Linked DNA regions of Homo sapiens: regions 1 and 2 are each linked to region 3. A link is a contact called in ENCODE Hi-C or POLR2A ChIA-PET data. All regions are on one chromosome and are shown on one strand. Each heading gives the region's core, a stretch centred on a gene start or an enhancer-like site at or near the end of the contact. The rest is flanking DNA. Distances are from core to core; before and after follow the strand shown. Region 1 holds the start of GMFG (glia maturation factor gamma). Region 2 holds the start of SHKBP1 (SH3KBP1 binding protein 1). Region 3 holds the start of ZNF546 (zinc finger protein 546).

Region 1 (2,760 bases), core at 142-2,641, 660 kb before region 3:
TTGAGCACATACTAAGTGCCAGGCCTTGTTCTAAACCCATTACAAGAATTAAATCACTGGATGTAAAAACAAGCCTATGAGATAAGTACTATTCTCCCCATTTCACAGATGAGGAAATAGAGACACAAACAGGCAAAGTCTCTTGCTGGGGGTCATGAGTGAGCTAGAACTTGATCTCCAGGGTTTTTTGTTTTTTTGTTTTTTGTTTTTGTTTTTGAGACAGAGTCTTGCTCTGTGGTTCAGACTGAAGTGTAGTGGCACAATCTCGGCTCACTACAGCCTCCATCTCCCGGGTTCCAGCGATTCTCCTGCCTCGGCCTCCCAAGTAGCTGTGATTACAGGTGCCCACCACCATGCCTAGCTAACTTTTTATATTTTTAGTACAGATGGGGTTTCACCATGTTTGCCAGGCTGGTCTTGAACTCCCAACCTCAGGTGATCCACCTGCCTCGGCCTCCCAAAGTGCTGGGATTACAGGCATGAGCCACTGTGCTCGGCCAATCTCCAGGTCTTTCTACCCCCATGCCAGGCTCTTCATATCAGTTCCAACCACTTGGTTCTCCCAGTCTCACCCTGTACCTCCCAGTCCCAATCACCCCAGCCCATCACCTGAAATTCTTCCTCCAGCACCACCATCTGCCGGTCTTTGTCCACCTTCACTGGGGAGGGGTGGCACACAGGGATTAGACACTCCCCCTGATCCATGGGGGACACAAGCCCAGCCCTCCCTATCTGCCCTCACCACCGCCCTCCCATCCTTCTGTGGGGGAAGATGTCACTCACTTATGATGGCTGCATTGTCTGTCTCTTTTCGGAAGCGGAATTTCCTCAGCTTTTCTGTTAGCTCTGGGTCTACCTCGCACACCACCAGGGAGTCAGACTGCCGGAGGGACCCAGGAAGAGCTGAAATGGCCTGGCCTCAGCCCTCACCCCTTCCCCAAACCTGTTTCTCCATCCACTAATGAAGAGGAGCATCGCGCCGGCCCATCTGATGCCTTTGTGAACATTGAGAAAAGGCACCCTTCCCACAGAGTAGATACCCCTCACCAGGGCACTCAGCTTGGGGGGCGGAGCAGAGGCTGGGTTCCCGCCTTCTCCACGGGGACTCTTGGGGGACACTCAAGGAGGTGCAGAGATCCACTTCCTGAGCCTAAACCCAGAGCCACTGTCTCTCTGTTCTTCCAGCCGGGCTGTTCACCACAGTTGGGCCCCCTTCCCGGCCCGTGACCTCCATCCCATAGCCTGACCTTCGCCCAGGTGTCCTCCAAGCCCCAGCCCCAACCCCAGCCCCAGCTCTTCCCATAGAACCCCTGGCCCCTGACCATGATTGTTCTGTCCACAGGCCTCTTCTTTTCTTAGTTCCGCTGTCTTCTAGGCGTGGGGACCGGGGCTGTAGGGGGGCGGGCTGTGCAGTAGGAGGAAGGTTTCATCCAACACCACATCCTGTTTATGCCCTTTCTGGGACAACTGTCACAGAGGGCTCCTCCCCCTCCTTCCTTCCCCTCATCTGCCAGGACCTGTCAGGAAATCGCTCAGACCAGGGTTCCAAAGCTTCCTTGCTGTGTGACCCTAGCTAAGTAACTTCACCCCTCTGATTTGAGATTGTGGTGAGGATATAAATAGCTTCACATCGGCCGGGCATGGTGGCTCACACCTGTAATGCCAGCACTTTGGGAGGCCGAGGCGGGCGGATCACCTGAGGTCAGGAGTTGGAGACCAGCCTGACCAACATGGCAAAACCCCATCTCTACTAAAAATACAAAATATTAGCCTGGCATGGTGGTGCACGCCTGTGATCCCAGCTACTCGGGAGTCTGAGGCACAAGAATTGCTTGAATCCGAGCAGCAGAGGTTGCAGTGAGCCAAGATCACATCATTGCACTCTATCCCAGGCAATAAAAATACAAATAAATAAAAATAAATAAATAAATAGCTTCACATAGCTGCCAGCATGGCAGACACAATAGGTACTAAAAACGAACTATTTTGCTCCTCCCCTCCTCCAGGTGGCCTTCCTAGATTTACCCCCATCTGGGATATTTGAATTGCAGGGCTGGAAAAGGGGAGTTTAGTCTTTTGCTGGTCAGACTGACGCCCATTATGTCAATGGCAAAATGGGGACCAGAGGGGCAACCCCACAGTGCCTGGGTAATGGTGACTTTTTTCCTGCACTTTTCCAACCTCACTAGCCTTGCAATGACCTATGAGGCCCTACAACAAGGGAGTTCAATCCCGTCAGACCGGTACCCAATTTTTTTTTTTTGAGACAGGGTCTCACTCTGTCGCCCAGGCTGGAGTGCAGTGGTGCGATCTCAGCTCACTGCAACCTCCGCCTCCCAGGTTCAAGCCATTCTCCGGCCTCAGCCTCCCAAGTAGCTGGGACTACAGGCACGTGCCACTACGCCCGGCTAATTTTTGTATTTTTAGTAGAGATGGGGTTTCACCATGTTGGCCATGTTGGTCTCGAACTCCTGACCTCAAATGATCCACCTGCCTCAGCCTCCGAAAGTGCTGGGATTCCAGGTGTGAGCCACTGTGAGCCACCATGCCCGGCTATTTTTTTTATTGAGTATTTTTGCACTGCCCCCTTTTCCCATCCCGAAATAAAATTCCTAGATAATATAACCTACTTACACACATAAATTCAAAAAAAAATCAATATAATGTCCTGACTGTCATATAAAGAAGAAATAAAAGGAATGTAGTTCACACAAAAACCATATGTATTTCAGTGAGAAGATAAAAGCAAACAAAAGACAA
Region 2 (2,986 bases), core at 369-2,868, 580 kb after region 3:
CTGGCACATATTGCTATGTAACTGCATCATCATCATCATCCCTTTTTAATAGATGAGAAAACTGAATTTCAGAGAGGGTAGTCTGATCTGAAATTCACCTATTATTCCAGCTTCTCTCTTCCAAATACGGCCTCTGTGCCCTGTTTCTTCCCCCAGGAGGAGATGAACGGCTGGCTGGAGGCTGTAGCTTCCTCGGTGGCGGAACACGCAGAGATCGCCCGCTGGGGCCAGACACTACCCACTACTTCATCCACAGATGAGGGCAACCCTAAGAGGGAAGGCGGAGATCGCAGGGCCAGCGGGCGCAGGAAGTGACTTCCCACCCCCAGGACCTGACACATCTCGTCTCCCCTCTTTTCCGCACTGTGGGCACAAAGACACTTTTTCTTCCGCAGGGGCGGGAGCCCCTAGTTCCAACACTGAGGACGCGTGACATGGTGGGCACCGGAAAGGAGGGGACTTCTCCTGCACCCCAAGAAGTGGTGGGGAGATTGCTGCCCCTATAGCCATATCTCGGCCCCTTCCCACTCACCACCCCCACCCCAGGTGCTGGGGGTCCCTTATTTTTATGCAATAACTGAGCTTGATGGGGGTGGGCAGGGGGCCAGTTGAGCCAAGCCCCCAGCCCCGATCTGCAGATCCTGCCCCAAGAAGCTGGGGTGGTGGGGGCAGTAATTCCTGCCCCCCTCTCTGCCCTAGGGATGGGCACGGGGGCGCTGGTGAGGTCCCCTGGACCATCCAGGGTGCTAGGGGGCAGGGAGGGGACACCCCCTCCCCGCCTTTACCTCACTTCCAATGCTGCCTTGATCTCTGTCTGGGAGGGGGGAGTGAAGGGGCCCTAGCCCCCTGCACTCCGCCGCCTCAGAGCCATGCGGTTAATTCCTGACTTAGTTTATTTTTGCAAAACGTCGATCTCCTCCTCCCCCGCCCCGCATCCGCGAAGGCTTTTAATGGGAGGGGCGTCAAAGCTCAAAACTGTTTTCCTCTCTCCTCCCCCCTCCAGTTGTAAATGCCACTTCATGAGGGGAGGGGCGAGGGGAAGCCCACCCCTGCATGCTTCTGGCTGGAGCACCTCCCTGGGGAGTCGGGGGATTGGGTTGTGGGCAGTCCCCATGGCCGCCTGGAGAAGCCGCTGGGGCCCGGGGGTGTGGGGCGGTGTGGCGGGCGCACACTGTATGTACCTATAATAAACCCTTTGGCTTTGACGGTCTATGGTCCTTTGTTTGGGTTTTCTGGGCTGCGCCCGGGAGGATTGAAAGGAGGGCTGTGGTGGCTGTAGGGGTGGGTGCGGGGTGGGGAGAGGGGCACGGGGGTACCGTGGCTGCGGAGAACATCCAGATGTACCCTTTTATGTGGACTTAATTTCGGGGTCTAAACACACGCCCCTTGACGAGAACCTAGAGGGATGGAGAATATTTCGTTATGCTTCGTAATAAACTTCCCCAAAGGAGACTCCGGGTCCGCCCCGTCAAGTTCAGGAAAGGCGGACCCCTTTAAGGAGGCGGAAAAGTTAACCGCGATGGGCAGGCGCTCTGTCCAATCGCTAGTGACTCCTGGAGTCTCTGGCCCAATGAGCAGCCTATGGAGGCGGGGTCCGGGTGCACACCCGGAAGTGGGTGCGGGCCAGCCGGCTCGCCCGGGGGCCATGGCAGCAGCGGCTACTGCAGCCGAGGGGGTCCCCAGTCGGGGGCCTCCCGGGGAAGTCATTCATCTGAATGTGGGAGGCAAGAGGTGAGTGTGGGAGACTCCTGAGGTCCCATCCTCGGGGGCGGGAAGCGGGGTGGGAGTATCCGCCTCTCCTGGGGGAATCCCTGTCCATCAAGGGTTGCTCCGCCCCCCCCCCCTTTGGAGGCGCGAGATTCTGGAAAAACGCCGGGGGAGGGGGAAGGGGAGGGAACCCTGGATCCTGCGGGAGGGGGACGCATTCCTCACCCGCTCCTCTTCATCTCTTGCGTCCGTTTACCTTCCCCGCCCAGATTCAGTACCTCTCGCCAGACTCTCACCTGGATCCCAGACTCCTTCTTCTCCAGGTGATCGGGAGAGCGAGTTTGGGGCGAGGGTAGGAGGGATGGAGAGGGCGTGGGAGACCTAATATCCACTCCCCCGGCCCGTGACGCCTGCTCGGTGTCCCTTCCCTGCAGTCTTCTGAGCGGACGCATCTCGACGCTGAAAGATGAGACCGGAGCAGTGAGTCGGACAAGAACTGAAATGGGATGGGGGGGAGGGGTTGGTAGGAAGAGGGGCAGGACCCCACTCAGTCCTGCCTTTTACCCCATCCATCCTCTGCCCCCCTTTCCCGCAGATCTTCATCGACAGGGACCCTACAGTCTTCGCCCCCATCCTCAACTTCCTGCGCACCAAAGAGTTGGATCCCAGGTTGGCATGGAAAAAGGGGAGGGAGTCCCTCACTGTCTTCAGTCCCTGAGGAGTTCTTTCACCTCCTCTGAATGTCCACGTGAGCTCCATTCTATTAGAATTCTCATTCAGAACCTTGATCACAGGCCGGGCGCGCCGGGATTGCTCACGCCTGTAATCCCAACACTTTGGGAGGCCGAGGTGGGAGGATCACTTGAGCCCAGGATTTGGAGACTAGCCTGGGCAACATAGCGAGACCCCTTCTCTAAAAAAGCAAACAGGCAAAACTTCATGAGAATCTTGATCATGTTAAAATTTTATGTCCTTCGATTTCTCCCTACACACACACACACACACACACACACACACACACACACACACACTCAACATTTCCTCCACCCATATCATCACTCCTTAGCATCTTTATTCCATCAAAACTTTCTACCCCTTGACATTCTCTGTGCAGTTTTGAAAATTACCCTCTCAGCATTCTCTGTTCACCCCCACACCTAGACCCTGACCTCTAGTCAATTCTACTACCCAGGGGTGTCCACGGTTCCAGCCTCCTCCATGAAGCCCAGTTCTATGGGCTCACTCCTCTGGGTAAGTGGGAGCCCCCAGCTATCATCCT
Region 3 (2,943 bases), core at 444-2,943:
TTTTTAAAGATGGAGTCTCACTCTGTCACCCAGGCTGGAGTGCAGTGGCGCGATCTAGGCTCACTGCAACCTTCGCCTCCTGGGTTCAAGCAATTCTCCTGCCTCAGCCTCCTGAGTGGCTGGGATTACAGGACCCACCACGCACCACCACACCCAGCTAATTTTTGTATTTTTTTAGTAGAGACAGGGTTTCACCACGTTGGTCAGGCTGGTCTCAAACTCCTGACCTCACGATCCGCCCACCTCGGCCTCCCAAAGTGCTGGGATTATAGGCATAAGCCACCGTGCCCAGCCTTATATTGACACATTTTTAAGGGATTTGGGGGGGGGCAGGGGTTCTTTGCAACAATGTAAACATCCAGTCCCTCATCAAACTTTCAATTTTTTTTCACGTACTAATTTATATCAGTTTGGAATTATGATTCCCTCTGTTATTTAATGGGTTTTAATCTATAACTAGCATTATTTATTTTGATGCTCAAACCATGTCAAGTTTGGTCAGTGGAAGTCCCTTCAATCTGGTTTCCATGTCCTTTGAACACGTCCCCACCATTCTTTGAGCACTGCCTTACTTTCAAGCACAAGATGTTCCAAGTTCATTCTGAACTTTCCCTTCCCCAGCTCTGGAATCTGCCATTTCTCCATGGAGCCTTGCTCCTTTCAGTGGAGCATGGTATTTAGGAACCAAGGGCTGACTGCCTAATGTGCTTTCCAAGTATAATTTCCTCAGTCCAAGCTTTTCAAATTGATCTGCCAAAGACCCATTGCCAAAGATCCATTGCCAGAATATAAGAGTGGAAGGAAATTCTTAATATTTTTTGAAAGTTACTATTATTTTCATTTTTCTCTTTGTAAAAAATTCATTTAATTCAATATAAAAAGACAAAAATCTTTGGCACATAAATCGCAACTCTCTGATGCAAATGTTTAAATAAAGCTGATACTCCAAGAAGACGCAACATATTCTCTTTATCCCACAGACATATAGGCCTATGGTTGCAAACTTTTATACACACACAGAGTCACAATTCCACTGGCACCCGTGATGTTCCACATCCAGATTTTCCAAATCACACATTCTCATCTTCACATAGCCTTGCCGGCAACCACACGGCATAGTACCACATTGTTACGTCAAGCACAGCCAGTCTACCACAGAGCCTGTCGTCCCATTGACCAAAGTCACAAAAATCACAGCCCCGGGTATTTACTGTGGTTTTCTCCAGTCAGATCCCTTCACTCACTACACACTGACTCACACTCAAATTACACACACGCGGAAACACAACCCGCCAGAGCCAGAGAGGTTCCGTCGGTCCCGCAACCCTCACAGTGCCACACACACGCGCTCACAAGGCAAATACAAATGGCCAGGCACTCATTCTTTACAATACACATATTAAGCGCCTATTATGTACTACACGCCGGGACTACCTCAAGAGGTGAAACAAACAAAATCCTGCCTGGCGGAGCTATCGCCCAGTCCCGCACGCACTCGGCCTCAGGGTCACACTCGGCGGTCCCACGCTCAAGTGGCCCGGCCAGTGGCCCAGAGGCGTCTGTTCTCCTCCTCAGCTTCCTGCGTGGGTTCCTGGTAAGTGAGTCGAACCCGCCGGATGCGCGCGCGCCTGCGCCTCCGCCCAAAAGGATCAGTTTCCGGCTGTGGACTACATTTCCCAGAAGCCCCTTGGGCAGTGTTGCCTGGACCCCAAGGGCCCTTTACATTGCGTTCTTAACGGTTCAGTCACCTTAACCGTTATTATTCACTTGCGGGCGAGAAGTCCGAGCTAGGTGAGGCGGAACGGGACTCTTACGAGTAGGACTGGGGATAGAACTGCCGCCCAAAGTGAGGCGCTCCAGGGCCCAGACCTGGCGTGTCGTGCCCGCAGGGAGCCTCAGGCCTGTGCGTGCTTGGGGAGCGGAGAAGGGAAATTGTGTGACAAAATGTGGCAGACGGTGTATGTGTGTGTGTGCGCGCGACGGGGCGCCTGTCAGGACCGGGTTGGGCGGGTGTGGGTGCGGGTGTGAGGCTGAGACAGGTGCCTGGCTCTCTGGTGTGTGTCACTGACCCTCTACCCTCCTCACGGCCTCGGTGTTTGCACACAGCAGTGTCCCCAAGAGGGAAGTCAAATATCGAGCTCTGGGATGAAGGTTCCCAGCAAGAAGGTACAGACCTGGGTTGGCGATTGGACTTTTGAATTAGAAGTGTCCCTAAAACAGACTCCTGGGACGACAGGTTGGAAGACTGCGCAGTTGGAGCCGCTGTGTGGGCAGCTGCATGTTTCAGAACCACTGCATTCCCATACCTTTGATCTAGAAACCTGGTGTGAGTTCAGAGACAGATCCCAGCCTCACTCTCACACAGCTGTTATGTGCGTGAGGTCAGCACAGATGTGGCGCTGGAGGGGATATTCTAGGTCGGTCTGTGCTCTTAAGAAAGGCCTGCTGTCTCATGATTATTTTTCTTCCCCCATTCTGCTATTCATCAAAACAGGGATCCTGAAAAGGAGGGAACAATTGTTGTAGCAGGTCTAAAAGTTCAGGTCCAGGTAAGTTTATATTTCCTTTTTATTCATAAAATGGAAATCACACATTCTAATCCTCACACAGCCTTGCCTGCACCCAGTCATACGGCGTGGTACCACACTGCTATGTCAAGCACAGCCACAATCTACCACAGAGCCTGTCACCTCATTGCTCACAGTCACAAAAATCACATCCCCAGGTACTTTCTGTAGCTTTCATTTGCATTTTTCCCTTTGAAGAAGTTCATTTGATTCAATCTAAAAAGACTAAATTATTTGTCACATAAATTGCAACTCTCTGGTCTATATCTTTAAGTAAATCTTTAAATAAATGCATAAAATGTTTTTGTTTTTAGGAAATGGAAACATTGCTTTGCTTTTCCTGAATTGTCCAGTGACCTATCCCAGGCCTTCCTTT

What was found. Hi-C counts contacts between places; a loop is a spot of excess contacts on that map. ChIA-PET counts read pairs that join two places held with the same protein, here RNA polymerase II (POLR2A). Pooled maps may share reads with other maps.
Region 1: a pooled map shows a loop between it and region 3 (5-fold over the local background). The contact joins the promoter of GMFG here to the promoter of ZNF546 in region 3. A Hi-C loop is called at or near these places in 7 of 50 pooled maps. POLR2A ChIA-PET finds 5 or more read pairs at or near these places in 2 of 52 experiments (CD4-positive, alpha-beta T cell and HEK293).
Region 2: a loop to region 3 is called in a pooled map, with 4 times the contacts of the local background. The contact joins the promoter of SHKBP1 here to the promoter of ZNF546 in region 3. A Hi-C loop is called at or near these places in 1 of 37 single-sample maps with no recorded cell type and 6 of 50 pooled maps. POLR2A ChIA-PET finds 5 or more read pairs at or near these places in 1 of 52 experiments (A673).

The regions. Positions count from the first base shown.
Region 1 is chr19:39,334,652-39,337,411 of GRCh38, forward strand. It overlaps GMFG (glia maturation factor gamma), which reads right to left and starts at 1,392. Exons shown (of 7, transcript NM_004877.4): 1 at 1,323-1,392; 2 at 784-880; 3 at 610-659. The coding sequence starts at 1,325.
Region 2 is chr19:40,575,255-40,578,240 of GRCh38, forward strand. SHKBP1 (SH3KBP1 binding protein 1) reads left to right here and starts at 1,619. Exons shown (of 18, transcript NM_138392.4): 1 at 1,619-1,731; 2 at 1,977-2,030; 3 at 2,142-2,187; 4 at 2,303-2,376; 5 at 2,900-2,958. The coding sequence starts at 1,646. It overlaps SPTBN4 (spectrin beta, non-erythrocytic 4), which reads left to right. Exons shown (of 36, transcript NM_020971.3): 36 at 157-1,210. The coding sequence ends at 315. RefSeq lists silencers at 1,008-1,097, 1,448-1,627, 1,648-1,717.
Region 3 is chr19:39,995,367-39,998,309 of GRCh38, forward strand. It overlaps ZNF546 (zinc finger protein 546), which reads left to right and starts at 1,694. Exons shown (of 7, transcript NM_178544.5): 1 at 1,694-1,791; 2 at 2,495-2,549; 3 at 2,882-2,943. RefSeq lists enhancers at 842-1,343, 1,329-1,508, 1,344-1,843, 1,516-1,810 and a silencer at 2,629-2,728.